Regions from separate parts of the Homo sapiens genome. Here region 2 is linked to region 1. A link is a loop called in an ENCODE intact Hi-C map of the cell type or tissue named here. Cell type or tissue: MCF 10A. All regions are shown on one strand.

Region 1 (8,000 bases):
TTCTTGCAAATGTACTTTTACTTCCAATCTTACCCTCATTTTTATTGATAGCAAATGTGAGAGAAGGAAATCCGAAGTAAGTGCCATATTTTTTCATGAAACTACCTAGCATTCAAACAGTGCTTTGTTCTTTGAAGATAGTTTTACACATCCCATTTTCCTCTCACAAAAACTGAGTGCAGTAGTTAAAAGGCATTATCATCTCCACTTTTAAAATAAGGTAACTGAGACCCAGAGGAAGCATGCAAGACATTTGCCTAAGATCAGATAATAAGTTGGCAGCAGAACTTAGACTAAAACCCAGATTTCCTTTTTTTTCATTTTAGTAGTTATTTGATTTTTTAAATCCTATTGTACAATTTTTCTTTAGGTACTTTTAAATAGACTTGATTATTTTATGATCAAGACTTGATTTTATTCAAACAGCAAATATTTGGCAGTCACTCCACATGAATAACTTCTGTCTTGGTTCTAGGAATGGAATACTCATGGCAAACTTTTTATTATGGAGAAACAATACAATGATCTTTATTTCATGGATCCATGAAGTGAAATAGCATTTTTTTCTACAGAAACGTGAAGCTCCCTTTATTGATTTGTCTTTGTTTTAAAAGTTAAAAGATATAGAAAGGTGTAGTAGATAATATAACAAATATGAGTGTACATCCCACACAATTGACCAGTATGGACACATTCTATTTTTGCATTATATATATTAATAAATATGAAGCTGATATATCTCTTCATTTATTCATCTTTTGTGTACTTTAATAACATAAAATTCAGATCTTTTGATCCAGAAGCCAGAGATTGTGAGGTCACACAGACCACATGGGAACAGAAAGCTTAAAGGTCTGACAGGAAAAGTTTACCTTACCAAGCTCCTTCCCCAAGTAAAACAGAACCAGCAGACCCCCAAAATAATGCTGCTGGGCGTTCCCTGAGGCAACTGTTGGGTCATTATGTGCTGTGTTTTTCTAGAAGCTTTCTTCTAAAGTTTTAGGCAGCACCTTGGCCCACACCTGGCTCTCTAAGAGGCTTTGAGTCATTATTTCTTAAAATGTATTTATTTATTTACTAGCTCCCAGTGAAAGGGAAAGGGGAAAGGGCCTCGGGCAAGGGGAGCAACTGTAGCTGTTATTTGTGTAAAGCAGAAATACAATTGGCTGTTTTTTCTTGTCTATTCAAGTTCCCCAGATCAGCTATTAGAAAGGGAGAGAGCTGACTTAGTACATTTAGACACGTAAAGGAAAACTGAGGTAATGTGAGACCTCAGGGGCTTTTCGTTGTTGTTGAAAGATAAATACTATTTTACACTCAAGTCCTGTAATACATGTGGCATAGGAACTGATGAATGACTCATTTGTTGTTGGAAAGTGAACAAACTTGCCTAATGATATAGTTTTCTTTTCACTGTGTGTGTGTGTGTGTGTGTGTGTGTGTGTGTGTGTGTGTGTTGCATATGTGTGTCTGTTCTTTCTGGGCAATGCCTCCCTTTGACTCATCTCATATTTTGAATTATGGCATTTTTTAAAAATTGGCAAATTCATTTCATTCACTGGTTGCTTCTAATTTTAAATATGTGTCTAAAGCAACAGAACTACAAATGAAACCCCAGTCTTTGATTGTTAGGGACTTTGGGGTAGAGAAGGCAAATCAGAACAATGCCAAAGGGATATTTCTGAAAATCCATACTTCAGAGTAGATTGATTTTTCAAAGAATCATGTGCCAAAAAAAAATTAAGGGATATTGATAAAATTGCTATGCTTTATCTCTTTGGTTATAAAAATTAAATACACAGACACACGCTATAAAATTATATCAAATTTATTGTGATGATTCTTTGTATGATTCCTTTGTACTGATAGAACTATTTATTTTTCTTCTATTTGGGCTCCACCTTTTTTCCTGTTTGTGTAATTCACGTCAATGCTTTGCTCGAGATTAAGTCAGAGATGAATTATGGGTTCTGGAATGTGAAATCCTCTGTTTCAGTACATACGTATTCAACCGGGGACAGCACCTTCTTGACTGGTAGATGGGAAAGAGCAACCCAGTCACTAAGCACTGGGCTACTTTTTGTGGGTGTTCTTATGCTTGTATGCATTCCTTTTCATCAGTCTTCTCTCAGAATAACTTGGATTTCCAGGTCTCCCAAAGCGTTTTGGAATTCCATTCTGTGTTCTCCTTTGTCATGTGTATTCCAATCCCTATCTGTGCTTCTTTCTACCTTTTTGAGGTGCTATCTATCGACTCCTCATCAGGTGAAGCAATGTGAGATGACAAACTGTGAAAAGCTTTAAGAACACCCTCTTAAATTGTAGCTCTTGAGTCCCAGAGTTCAGAAGGAGTGGGAAAACCATTCTATAAATAAAAATATCTGGAGATACTCAGGAGAAGACTGGCTGTTCTAAAAGCGAATGCTAGTTAACATGGCCAGACAGTTTTTTTGCATCTTTACTTGGAAAAGAGAATCTATGACACCCTCTAAAATATCAAGCAGTCTTAAGTGGATAATGTTGCTCTAGTTGGTTTCACTGTCAAAGCCATTTAAAACTTCAGCAACTTATGAGATAACGTATCCTAAGGGTCTGATTTCTGAACATGAATTTAAGGGTCCCTCTGATGCCTGTGCTCTAAATACTTCATTAATAACATAAATGATGTCCTCAGTACAATTAAAACAATACTTTAGCTATTGATATTTGTCCCTTTAGGGATTCTTGATTTTATGTGCATGCTTATTATTTGCCCTCATATAAGCACTCACATGATATTGTCAGTAACTGAGAGTTGGATAACCGGCTTGTTTTTCAGGGTACCAATTACTCTTCCCGGCTTACATCTTGTGTGGGCTTTTGGCAGACATCAGCTTCTAGCACCTAGAAGGCACTTCCTTCTCCAGAGTAACTTTATGGAAACAAGGACTTTGTTGCAACTGGCTGAGGTTGAAATGAACACCTCCTCTCTCTGCTTTACAAAATAAGTGGAGACTAACTAACTGGCCTAGGCAAGTTTTCTGTATTCTTGGATTGATTAGTCCTTGCATTCTCTTTGCCTCTTCTCAGACTGTCTCTAAATTTAGCAATGCGATATGGTACAAACAGTCTTTCACATATGCTGTGTCACCAAGGGGATTTCAGGATTGTTTCATTGGTCTGCCTTGGCAAAGCTGACGCAATCTCCCATTGGTCTGTGCTCAGGAATCTGGGTGGGAAGTGAAAGTACAGACAAGCCTGCCAAGGCGAACTCCATCATGCAAGAGCTTGCTGCTGTGTGTGGGACTGAGACCCAGATTCGGGCCAATTCAAAATGAAAACCTTCAAATGAGTGCTCTGAGAGTAAAATGAAACTGAATCTGCTTGCTACATGTCGATGAGGTTCAAAAGATGGCAACAGTTTTGGGGTGCAAGGTCAAGCTGAAGAGTTAAAAACAGAAAGGAACCTTCTTTCCTCAGCCTAAATAAATATCCTTTCCTAGAGGTATCACTGGGAAGGTGGCACAGAGGAAGGTCAAGTGATCCCCTCTCTGGGGTCCACATGCCCGCTGCTGGGCCACACCTCACCCAGGCCCTTCCCTTGTGAACACCTCACAGAGGGACTGGCTCCAAACTGACCCTGAAGAATTATGTGAAATCCTTCTCGTTTAGAGCTTTAAAGGGTGTAAGAGAATCATGAGGATTTGGAAAAACTAGGACTGGGTCCATGTTTATGCTTGCAGCCTTTTACCAACAAATACATATGTACATATATGTACATATATATATATATATTTTCTCTTTAATGTTTCATAAGATATTTTTATCACCTAAATGAAGATAAATTAGCTGAGCTTGTTTGGCATAGAACATATCGCAATATTTTTTATTTTTAAAAATTTGTTTTTTTCTGATTATCAATTCATACTCATTGAAAAAATAGTCAAATGTTACAGAAATGTGTAATAGAAAACAAGAGGGTTTCCCTTTCATCACAACCCCAGGAATAACTTTCATTAGCAATTTGCTTTATATCCTCAGTTTTCTCCCCACAGATGCTCGCTCTATCTATCTATCTATCTATCTATCTATCTATCTATCTATCTATCTATCTAACTATCTATGTATCTATTTTTTATGAGAATAGAATCTCCTTGATATACTAATAAATTGCTTTTTTATTCTACTCAACTACTTTTCCATGTTTGTTTATAAAGATATCATGTTTAGTTTTTAAAACTAGACTTTAAAAATTATATAGGTTTACACAGAATAAAGAACACAGAGAACTCTTTATTAAAAATAAAAGTGCTTTCCTTCTGTCCTCCACCCCACAGTAACACTGTGGTCTTTGGAATCTTGCAAAAACATACACAAGGGTACGCATATGTACTTGTTTACTTCTGTGTATTTTTTTTTTTTTTACATAAATGGAATTGCACTATATAGTTCTGTAGCTCAGTTTTTAAAATTTGGTATTAAAATGTTCTTTCAGTTAGGGCCAAAGGGCATTTAACTTCAAGGTAAGACCCATTCCAGGACGGCAGAGATCATGTCTGTCTTGCGTATCCCTGTGTGAATTTTGCCTGACATGTTGCAAACACTCCGTATGGAAGTCTTGAGGGTCTTCTGCCCCAGTCAGAAAACCTCTGGGAGAACAGTTATCCCCAGACCTCAGACGCTCGACGGATACATGAGAAGCTTTCTTTGATGGATTCGATGTCAGGATCTCCATGTGAACTTCCACTTAGAGGTGTCATGCTATGGTGAGTCCCATTCCTAAGCATGGTAAAAATTTGGTGCCCCAAAGTCTATAGGGGAGTGCACGTACATGGCTGGGGAGGGAATAAAGAGGCCAAAGAGGTCAGCAGCCCTTGGTGCTGCTGAAATTCTCCCTAAACCAGCAATCAATAAAATACATCTTATCTTCTTTGGATTAGAAAATTCAACTTTGATAGCAGAACAAGTATTCTTAGTAATTAGTAAGATTATTAATAAAGAATCTTAGATTCTTAGGGGATTCTTTTAGTGAACTACAAAACTAGTTGTGTGCATGCATGTGTAAGCTGAAATATATCAGTAACAGTATTAAATAATGTGTGTATTTGAGTTCTAATATATCAAATTACAATTTATTTAAGATATGCATCCTATAATACTCTTCCTCACCAAACAGTTTCTAATGTGATAGTTGGTTTTTAATTCTCTAGTGCTAGAAAAAGAAAGTGATTCATGTCACTGAATTTGAGCATCATTTCAGGGCATTAAAAAACCCAAATAACATTTCAGAAGACTTTTGATCATAATTTTGGGGTTAATAGAAATTAAAATCAATATATGGTAGCTTTGAGTAAGAGACAAAACCTATCTACTGGAGAGACTTCAAAGGTCAACGGATCCCAGAAAGGCTCTAACTTATTAGAGACATTTATCATGCATTGCCTTTGGGACATTAAAATGTCACCCTCAGGATTTATGGTTTTTGCAAAATGTGTACAATTTCTGTGGGGAATTTTTCTTATCCCAAAGGACAGGGATAATAGAAAGGAAGCCTTTTATTAGGGCTTACTTTTAAAATGTTCTGAAAGCACTAAAGAGTCAGGATGACTGTTGTCCAGCTGGCTACAGGCAGTTGGCACATAAATCACAAGGAATTGGCCATAGTGAGACTCTGCACAGAACAGCTTGCACAAATTGGCAACTGATCATTCCCTCTCCTTTATTTCTGTATAAACTGTTTACAGAAAACTATGCGGCAGAGTGTCTGAGAATAGTGACTTTCTAATCCCTAGTAATTCCTAGGAAATGTAATTGTAGGAACAAATTTCATAAAGTATCTTCAGTCTTACATAAATCTGTGTAAATCACAGATCCCTTTAAATGCCGTTTGGATAGCAGAGCTCTAGCTGGAACTGCAACCTGACTTCCCTCTGGAGCTTCCTGAAGGCAGCTTGCTGATTCCCTGGTGGAACCCTTGCCTTCCCAGACTGACCAACCCTTGCCAACAGCCATCAGTTCTTTCCAGATAATTCGGGACAATGTCACCCCCTTTGCTGTGTCAAGAACTTGCCCCTTGAATTTTAAAAGCATCTGCCTTTCATAAGAAAACTCAATTTTCTGCTGCTGACTTATTTACACACAGAGTTGCAGATGCCTAAATTGAAGTGACTTGTTGCTATTCTTGGCTGTGAACAGGCTCTCTCTGTTGAAAACTGAAAACCTGTGTGGTGGATGGCACGAGTCCTGTTGAATGGTGCAAACGTCCCCTGCACAAAAGCACTATTAGGATGAATGAGAAATGACAAAGTGAGAACTGGACATAATTTGTTAACAGCTTCCGAAGTTGATGAGGATCAATGAAGATCCTCTTGGAATGCAGGGTATCCATGTTCTTCTTTCAACTTGCACATCATAATAAAATAATAGTTTGTGTTTGTACAAATGTATAAAATAAGTAAGTATCATGTTAAAGACATAGATCTGTGAACACAGAGCTGGTAAAGTTTTCTTTCTGCTGTTCACATGGGGAAAATCAGATGGCCCAATGTAGAAATGGACACTGAATTTGGTTGTCATCCAAATGGGTCCATGTCACTCTTCAAAATGTATCTCCAGTCCTGCCCCCTTCTCCATTTGTGCTGTCACTGACCCACCCTAGGCCTCTAGGATCTCTCACCTGGATGATGTCTGTACCCTGCTAAATTGTCCCTCTCATTGGCTTCCATTAATTTATCTTTTTGGACCATTGTCAAATTGTGATCCATATATTACCCATACCTATTATGTCATTCCCGTTTATAACCTTTTGGAGTTTTTTCTCACCTTACAGAATGAAGTCCAACTAAGACTCTCAGTGTCACCTCTGCCTGTTGCTCCAGGCTCAGTCCCACGCTTCTGTGGGCATCCTATGCTAATAGGTTTGCATTCCTCATGCTAAATGATCTCTGTCACCTCTGTGCCTTCGTTTCTGTTGCCCTCTCTACCTGAGACATTTTCCCCTTTCTCTTGGCTGGCCTAACTATTGATTATCCATTAAAATTCAACTCCTATACTGCCTTCTCCAAACATCCTTCCCTGGCACACTGTCCATCAGGGTAGGTAAGCTGCCCAGCCCCTTGTGGGCCCCCTAGTCCTGCAGGCTTTGCTCTCACTGCACTTGAATATTGGAGCATAGTAACTGCAATGTTTGGAGTGTTTTTCTCCCCTGCAAAGTTCACATCTAACCCCCAAATTGATGATATTAAGAGGTAAGGCCTTTGAGAGGTGATTAGGTCATGAAGCCTCCAACCTCATTAATGGAATTAGTGTCTTTATAAAAGAGGCCCAAGGGGACTTGTTCACCCCTTCGGCCATCTGTGAGTTGGAGAGCTAGCCCTCAAGAGACACTGAATCTGGTGACAACTTGATTTTGGACTTCCCAGCCTCCAGAACTGTGGAGATAAATTTCTGTTGTTTATGAATTATCTGACCTAAGATACTTTGTTATAGCAATCTCAATGAACTAAGACAGTAATCTAATTATGCATCCTCTGGTCTATGACATGCTTGAACACATAAACTGTAACTTATTCATTGTTGTGTTCTCACCCAAATACAGCACCACATCTGACATATAGTTGGTACCTCATAAATGTCTGATGAATGAATAAATGAGGCTGGATAGGCAACATGAGGTAAAAGAAGAGTTTATATTTTCATACTAGGTTTATGGGGTTTATAGTAGGTTTTAGATAAGATTTATGGTAGGTTTTACATAAGTTTATATAAGGCTTATAAGAAATATATGCTTATTTATAAATAAGTAGAATAATTAAAAATAATTTATAGAGCTTAAAAACACATTAGAGAGCATCTAGTCCTATGCTTTTCTTTTACAAATGGGCAACCAGAAGCCCAGAGAAGTTATGACCTGTCCAAGGCCCCACAGTAAGGTAATAACCTCTGAACAGATCCACATATAGTATTTGTGGGGCCCACTGTATGAATTGAGGTCTGTACAATATATGCTTTAATATTTATGT
Region 2 (8,000 bases), 700 kb after region 1:
GAAAATATTTCATAATGAAATCATGAGCTGGCAAAGGGTTTATAGATTTCTTCAAGTATTATTAACACTATTAGATGCAAGAAGGGCCAGAAGTAATAAACTAGAACCTCTCAGAGGTATATTTGAATGTATAAAAATTAATGAGCAATTAGTTGCATTCAGGGGATGTTGACCATTTTAGATACCTTTAAAACTAGAAAAATATGAAATGAAAATGTAAATTTGCTGTACTTAAACCTGTATTAAAATTTCTAATAAAGTTGTTATACACTATTCCTTTATTCTAAATTCTCTAAATTATTTGCAAAATGACTTAAACACACACACACACACACACACACACACACACACACACACACACACACATATATATTTTAAAGTTCATTGGGGCTGGGCATGGTGGCTTATGCCTGTAATCCTAGCACTATGGAAGGCTGAGGCAGGTGGATTGCTTGAGCCCAGGAGTTCGACACTAGCCTGAGCAACATGGCAAAACCCTGTCTCTACAAAAAAAATTAGCCAGGCATGATCTGTACTCAACAGAGGGAGACCCTGTCAAAATCTATTTTTTTTTTTTTTTTTGAGACAGAGTCTCGTTCTGTCGCCCAGGATGGAATGCAGTTGTGCGATCTTGGCTCACTACAACCTCTGCCTCCCAGGTTCAAGCGATTCTCCTGCCTCAGCCTCCCGAGTAGCTGGGATTACAGGCGCGTACCACCACACCTGGCTAATGTTTGTATTTTTAGTAGAGATGGGGTTTCTGTTGGCCAGGCTAGTCTTGAACTTCTGACCTCATGATCTGTCCGCCTCGGCCTCCCAAAGTGCTGGGATTACAGTCATGGGCCACTGCACCCAGCGCTAGCCTGTCAAAATCTTAAAATTTTTTTTTAAATTTCATTGGTCCCAGATGGTAAATGACGACAACTCCTTTGTCTTGGCATATTAAGAATTAGGAGATAAATTTAAACATATGCTTCCTTAAAATTATATTTAAATTTAAATTAGCTGGGCGTGGTGGCATGCACCTGTAGTCCCAGCTACTTGGGAGGCTGAAGTGGGAGAATTGCTTGAACCCGGGAGGCGGAGGTTGCAGTGAGCCAAGATAGTGCGACTGCACTCCAGCCTGGGCGACAGAGGGAGACTCCATCTCCATAAAAAAAATAAATAAAGTATTAACATAAAAACATTCTAAATATTATAAAAATGAATAATCATCCTGTTATGATTTTTTAAAAATAAAAATGAACCAGAAAAACGAAGGAGTAAGATAACCATTTACTTATTTCTATTGTCAAATTCCATAATTAACATGCGGTTCAATACAAATTTTTATGTTAGAATTATTTTCATGCAAAGATATTAATTCCAAACAAATATGCTATCTGAATTCACTGGTTCCCAGATTGCTTATTTCTAATGAATCTACTGATATTCAACACAATCTATAAAAGAAAACAGAACTGGCAAAAATTAAAGGTACTGAGTTTCTCTTACACTTTAATCTGATTTACATCAAGGATTTCAAAAGTACTAATTTGTACAAGTCTTCTAAACAGATATTATATACAGTTTTGTGAGAAGCCTTCTAACCCACAACACAGAAACCACATATACCCTAAGTAAATCATAACGTAACCATTGGCTATTATGTTGCTACTTCTACCATCTAACTTAAATTTAATAGAAAAGCAAGTAGTAAGGATTTGAACCTGGAATACGGTCCACCCTTGGTACGTGTGGGGATTGGTTCCTGGACCTAGCTGGATACCAAAATTCGCAGATGCTTAAACCCTTATATTAAATGGCATAGTATTTGCATATAACCTACACACATTCTCCCGTATACTTTAAATTATTGCTAGATTACTTATAATACCTATTACAATGTAAGTGCTACGTAAATAGTTGTTATACCATATTGGACTTTTTGTGATTTCATTTTTATTGTTGTATTATTATTAGTTATTGCTTTTTTCCCCCAAATATTTTCAATCCATGGTTGGTTGAATCCATGGATGCAGAACCCATGGATACAGAACACCAACTCTTATCCAGAACTGTATTTTCTGTGTAAATAAGAGGACCCAACTAGCTAAAGACTCAGTGTATTGCCCTATAGAAAATGACTGCATAAGAACAGTATTAGGTCTATTTTTACACTTTGTTCTTTTTCTTCTTTACATTGCTCTAGTCTTCCATATTCAATTCTCGAAATGAATATATTTTAATATTTCTTTGCTTTTTGTTTTTTATTCATTACTCCATTTATGTGTGTGTGTATGTTTGTGCATGTGTGCACATTGGCACATGGTGTAGCAATAATGGATATTCTCAGAAGGGACATGATTCTAGTATAAATATCTGTACTCAGATAGCAAACTAATACAAGTATTCTAAAATCAGCACTGAAAGAATTTTCCCCATACTGGAGAACTACTGCCCAAGTTCATGTCACTAAAATAAATGCCTCCTATTCGGAAAGTTGCTGCATTCTGATTCACTGGAAACGGGATTACATTTCATTGTAACTGCAAGCATGTAACTACAAATGCAAACCAAAGTAATTTGATGATTGCTGTGAATACTGACTTACTCTATATGTAGGACAAACACAAACAACTATAGAGTAGCAATGTGTTTCACAGCTTTCTAAGCCCATTCTTATATATGAAAAAGTTCAAAAATAATGAAGGGATACCACATATATAAAATCTATGTAAGTCACATTTCAAAAATCTAGTTTACAGAATACATTGTTAACTCCTTTATGCCTAGTTTTCCATTATTGGAACGCTAAGCTTGTGGGAGTTATGTAAACTGTTCAAGGTCACTGACAAGGTCTGATTTTTCACACACAAAAAATTTTAATCTCCTGCATAAATGGGTTAAGTTCCAGAAATTCACAACCTTAAAAAGACTGGAAATAAGACAGAAGAATCTGTTAGCATTTATGATTAAAATGTTAAATGTTTTTTAAAAAATTATACACAGGTTTTCACTAAAGCATTTTGCTAAAATCTACTTTTGAAATCACAAAGAGTATTAAATTCTGAGTCATTCTATCATGTCTATGTTTAAGATCAACATCAATACAGCCATGGGACATTTAACAACATGGATATGTTCCGAGAAATGCATTGTTAAGCAATTTCATTCGCTGTTCAAACATCACAGTGTACTTACACAAACCTAGATGCCATAGCCTACTACGTACCTAGGCTACATGGTGTAGCCTAATGTTCCTAGGCTATAATCCTGTACATCATGTTACTACACTGAATACTCTAGACAACTGTAACACAATGATAAGTATGTATGCATCTAAACACAGAAAGGATACTATAAAAATACAGATTATCATCTTCTGGGACCACCATCCTAAATGCGGTCCATCATTGACCAAAATCATGTAGCCCAAGAGTATGTATTTTTTTTTACAATTCAAAAAGTAATTTCAACTTCTTCCTTTTACCACCTGTCCTGAAAGTCAATTTGCAGAGAAAAATTTCCCATTAAAGTTATTTATTTTACAGTTGACAAAATGAGAAGCTTGTTCTAAATTTCGTGCTTGAAGGTCTAAGATCTAAACCAAAATTAGGGTTTACTTACAAAGTATTCTTCGGAAGGACCAAGAACTGGTCTCTTAACATAATTCTAATATAAAACTAACAAATATAAAATGTGAACACCAGTTGTGGTAATAAGAAACTTCACCCCTTAAAATACAATGTTAGAGCACCCTCTGCTGACTAACATCTCAGTCTGAAGAAAGAGACTCTATTTTGAGTTAGGCCAGCACTTTCCATTTCCCATGTAATTTTTAAAAGCTAAAGATGCAAAGATAAAGCTCTAATCAGACATAACCTCCTTGTAAGCTCTCTACAAATCGACAACAACAAATGTATTGAGTATTCATTATAAGTATACCACTGTTCTTAAATTTTTTTAATTCTAATTTGGACAAATTGATATAAGCAATTAGAGAGAACAGATAAGATGGGAGAAAAATTTTTAAACAAAATGTTAGCAGGTGTGGTAAAAAGAGCCCTGAACTGATACTCTCAAAATCTGGGTCCTAACTTATTTGAACAAGTTACCTTACTTATTTGAGTCTCGGTTTTCCAAATAAAAGCAAGGGGCAAATTTAGATTCATTCATTCATTCATTCACTGAACAAACATTTACTTATCCCCTCCTATATGCTGCTGGTTTAAGTACAAAGAAAAATGATCCAAAATCTGAACCTTTTTTAACACTGACATGATGCTCAAAGGAACTGCTGCTTATTGAAGCATTTCGCATTTCAGATTTTCAGATTTGGAATACTGTAAGTATATAATACAAACATTCCAAAATCTGAAAAAATCTGAAATCTGAAAGACTCTGGTCCCAACCATTTTGGATAAAGGATACTTAACCCATATTAACTCACTTAATTCTTGAAACAAAGTTACGAAGTACAAGGTACCATTATCATTGCTGTTTTACAGACAAGAAAACTGAGATACAAAAAGGTCAAATAACTTGCCCAAGGTTATACCGCTAGTAAGTGATGAAGCTGGGATTTGAAATCTGGTTTCTGACTCCAGAGTCAGCATCCTTAATAACCATTATGTTACAATACACAGTTATAACATGACAAGAATATAGGAAGTACACACGTAGTGTAGAGATGGCACAAACGTAGAAATGATCACTTTGGGCTAAAAAGAACCACAAAAAAGGTCATAGTTAAGCTAGATGTTAGAAGTATGAGCTACAGGAGGGAATATATGAATGAATAATTAATTACAACCAAAACAAAGGATGCTGGAAAGAGCAAAAAAGATTTATCAAATTAGATGAGCAAAGAAACGGAAGCCCAAAACATTATCCCACATTCATTAAAACAAGTAGCTTAGTACACCTGGAAAGACCTGGAAAGAAGTGGGATCATGGACAACCTTTACACACACATCATGCTTTAGTGTTTGGCTTTATACTGTAGATGATGGTAAGTCAGAATAGGGTTCTTGAGGACAATAACAATGTTAGATCTGCATTTCAGAAAGAAAAATTATGGCACTGGGGAAGATAAACTAAAAGTAATAGTATTAAAAGCAGGAAGACAAATTAAGAGGCCACTAAAACAATCCATGTGAGAAATCAGATGGGCCTGAATCCCGAAAAACAAAGCAGGGAGTTTAAGGCATACTTAGAAGCCAGAATCACAATCTAGAGGCTAGATGATGAGGGAATCAAGAGTGGAGACGAACATCAACAAATTTAAAAGATCCAAAATTACAGTGAGCTCTTTTTTTACTACAATAGAATCAAACTAGAAATCAATAATGAAAAGATAACAGAAAAACCACTAAATGTGGAAATTAAACACATTTCTAAAAAAAACTAAGATTCCAAAAGAAAGCCTCAAAAGAAAATTTTAAAAATACACAGACCCGAATGAAAACAAAAACAGAACATATCAAAATTTATGGTCTATACTAAAGCCTGGCTGAAATAGATATTTGTAACACTAAATGCTTGTACAACATTGTGAATGTAATTAACACTACCATGGTTAAGATGGTAAATTTTGTTACATGCATTTTACTACAATTTAAAAAAGAAATTAAGGTAAGAGCTCAAAAAAATAACCTAAGTCCCTTTTCAAGAAACTAGAAAAAAATAATAAAACCAAAGGAGCAGAAGGAATAAGATTATTAAAAACAAAAAACAGAAACCAACAAAATTGGAAATTTTAAAAAGGAGAGAAAAATCCATGAACCACAACACTGGCTCTTCAAAAAAATAAGTAAAATTGGTAAACCTCTAACAAAGCTGACAAAAATGAAGACAACACTACAGATCCTAAAGTCATTCACAGACAAGGAAATACTATAAACAACTCTATGTTCATAAATTAACAACTTAGAAAAAACAAACCAACTCCCCAAAACCCATAAACTACCAACACTCAATGAAGAGGAAATAGGCAAGCTGAGTAGATCTATATATATCAAAGAAATTGAATTGGTAATTAACATGCTCCCCAAAAAGAAATCTCCAGACCCAAGTGGTTTCACTAAAGATATCTATCAAACACTTAAAGAATTGACAGCATTTTTACACGACCTTTTCCAGAAAATACATCAGAACAGAACACTTTCGAACTCAGTTTATAAAGCCCGTATAACCCTAATGCTAAATCAGACAATAGAAAAAACAGAAAACTACAATCCCTCTTATGAACATAAGACACAAAAATCCTCAACGAAATATTATTTGGCAAACTGAATCCAACAATGTATAAAACTTATTACATTCCGTGACCAAATAAGATTTATTAAATGTATACAAGGTTGGTCCAACATCAAAAATCCATAAATGTCATCTATTATAGCAACCAGCTAAGGAAGAAAAGTGATACAATCATATAATTAGCACAGAAAAGGCATCTGACAAAATCCAACATCTATTCATGACAATTGTGAAAGACTAATACATTCCCCATAAAATTAAGAACACCAGAAGATGTCCACTCTCACCACTCTTATCCAACACAGTACTAGAAGTTCTAGCTACTCCAATAAGGAAAAAAAAAAAAAGAAGAAAAGAAATAAAAGGCCTACAGATTGGAAAAATTATATAATTTCTATTTGCAGATGTCAAGACTGTTTACATAGAAAACCCCAAAGGATCTACCAAAAAAACACCTAGAACTAGTGTGTGAGTTCAGCAAGGTTGCAGAACACAAAAATCAATAACATTTTCCATATACTAAAAATGAACATTCACGCTCGTTTTGGCAGCACATGTACTAAAATTAGAACGATACAGAGATTAGCATGGCCCTGCACAACGATGACACCCAAATTTGTGAAGCGCTCCACAGTAAAATTTTTTTAAATTATAAAAATAAAAAATAAAGGAACATTCAGAAAACAAAATTAATTTTTATCTTTTACAATATATGTGGCTTGACACAGAAAGACCTCTAGGTGTTTTCAGCAGCTTTTCTCAATATAGTCCCAGAATGGAAACAATCCAATGTCCATCAGTTAATGAATAAACAATTTGTGGTATAACCATACAGTGGGATACTCAGCAACTCAGCAACAAAAAGGAAAAAACCACTGATACACGCAAAAAGGATGAGTCTCAAAAACATTACTCGAGGTAAAATTCAGACACGAAAGGCTACATACTACATGAGCCCATTTATATGGCATTCTGAAAAAGGTAAAACAACTGAGATGGAAATCAGATCAGTAATTACTGTGAGTTGGGGGAAGGAAGAGGTAACTGTAAAGGAGTACCAGGGAATTTTGTGAAATTAAATATCTTATTATCTTGATTTTGTAAGTAGCTACACAACTGTACACAATTGTTTGAAAACTCTTCAAACCATACTCCAAAAAAGATGAATTGGCCAGGCACGGTGGCTCACACCTGTAATCCCAGCACTTTGGGAGGCCCAGGCAGGTGGAGCACCTAAGCTCAGGAGTTCAAGACCAGCCTGGCCAATATGGTGAAACCCTGTCTCTACTACAAATACAAAAATTAGCTGGCGTGGTGGCGGAAGCCTGCAATTCCAGCTACTCAGGAGGCTGAGGCAGGAGAATCACTTGAACCCGGGAGGTGGAGGTTGCAGTGAGCCGAAATCATGCCATTGCACTCCAGCCTGGGCGACAAGAGCAAAACTCCGTCTCAAAAAAAAAAAAAAAAGATGAATTTTATTCCACATTAATTATATGCTTGGGATTATTTTTCCCTTCTCACACAGAGTCTGCTAGCCAAGTAGATGAACAAAGAATAGTAAGAAAGAATTAACAGTAAAGGAAAAATAATTTGTTTTAAGAATACTCCATTCTGCTATTATCTATAACTAACTTTACTATATGTACTATTTCTTTAAAAAATCTTTAAAACCAAGCATTTGTTTAAAAAACAAAGCCCCCGGTACTCTTCATCTATGTCCTACCAACAGGAAAATAAAGTCATATTTTTCCCAACTGAGT

The links. A loop is a pair of places that touch in the nucleus more often than their neighbours do. Peaks named below come from ENCODE experiments on the same cell type or tissue, not always from the same donor. Only the 100,000 strongest peaks of a DNase experiment are listed, where the experiment ranks them.
Region 2: it touches region 1 in a loop (6-fold over the local background); 5 of 110 quality-filtered maps call a loop at or near these places.

The regions. Positions count from the first base shown.
Region 1 is chr6:105,598,539-105,606,538 of GRCh38, forward strand. No RefSeq gene overlaps it. Among named protein-coding and RNA genes, the nearest start is that of LINC02836, 30 kb to the right of the region's middle. RefSeq lists enhancers at 2,285-3,484, 2,856-3,435. In MCF 10A, no CTCF peak of the experiment used is centred here; DNase peaks (open chromatin) are centred at 1,193, 2,003 and 3,183.
Region 2 is chr6:106,297,401-106,305,400 of GRCh38, forward strand. All of the region lies in intron 3 of ATG5 (autophagy related 5), which reads right to left. It also overlaps the pseudogene RNU6-344P. Among named protein-coding and RNA genes, the nearest start is that of ATG5, 24 kb to the right of the region's middle. In MCF 10A, a CTCF peak has its summit at 3,710 (motif pointing left); a DNase peak (open chromatin) is centred at 3,741.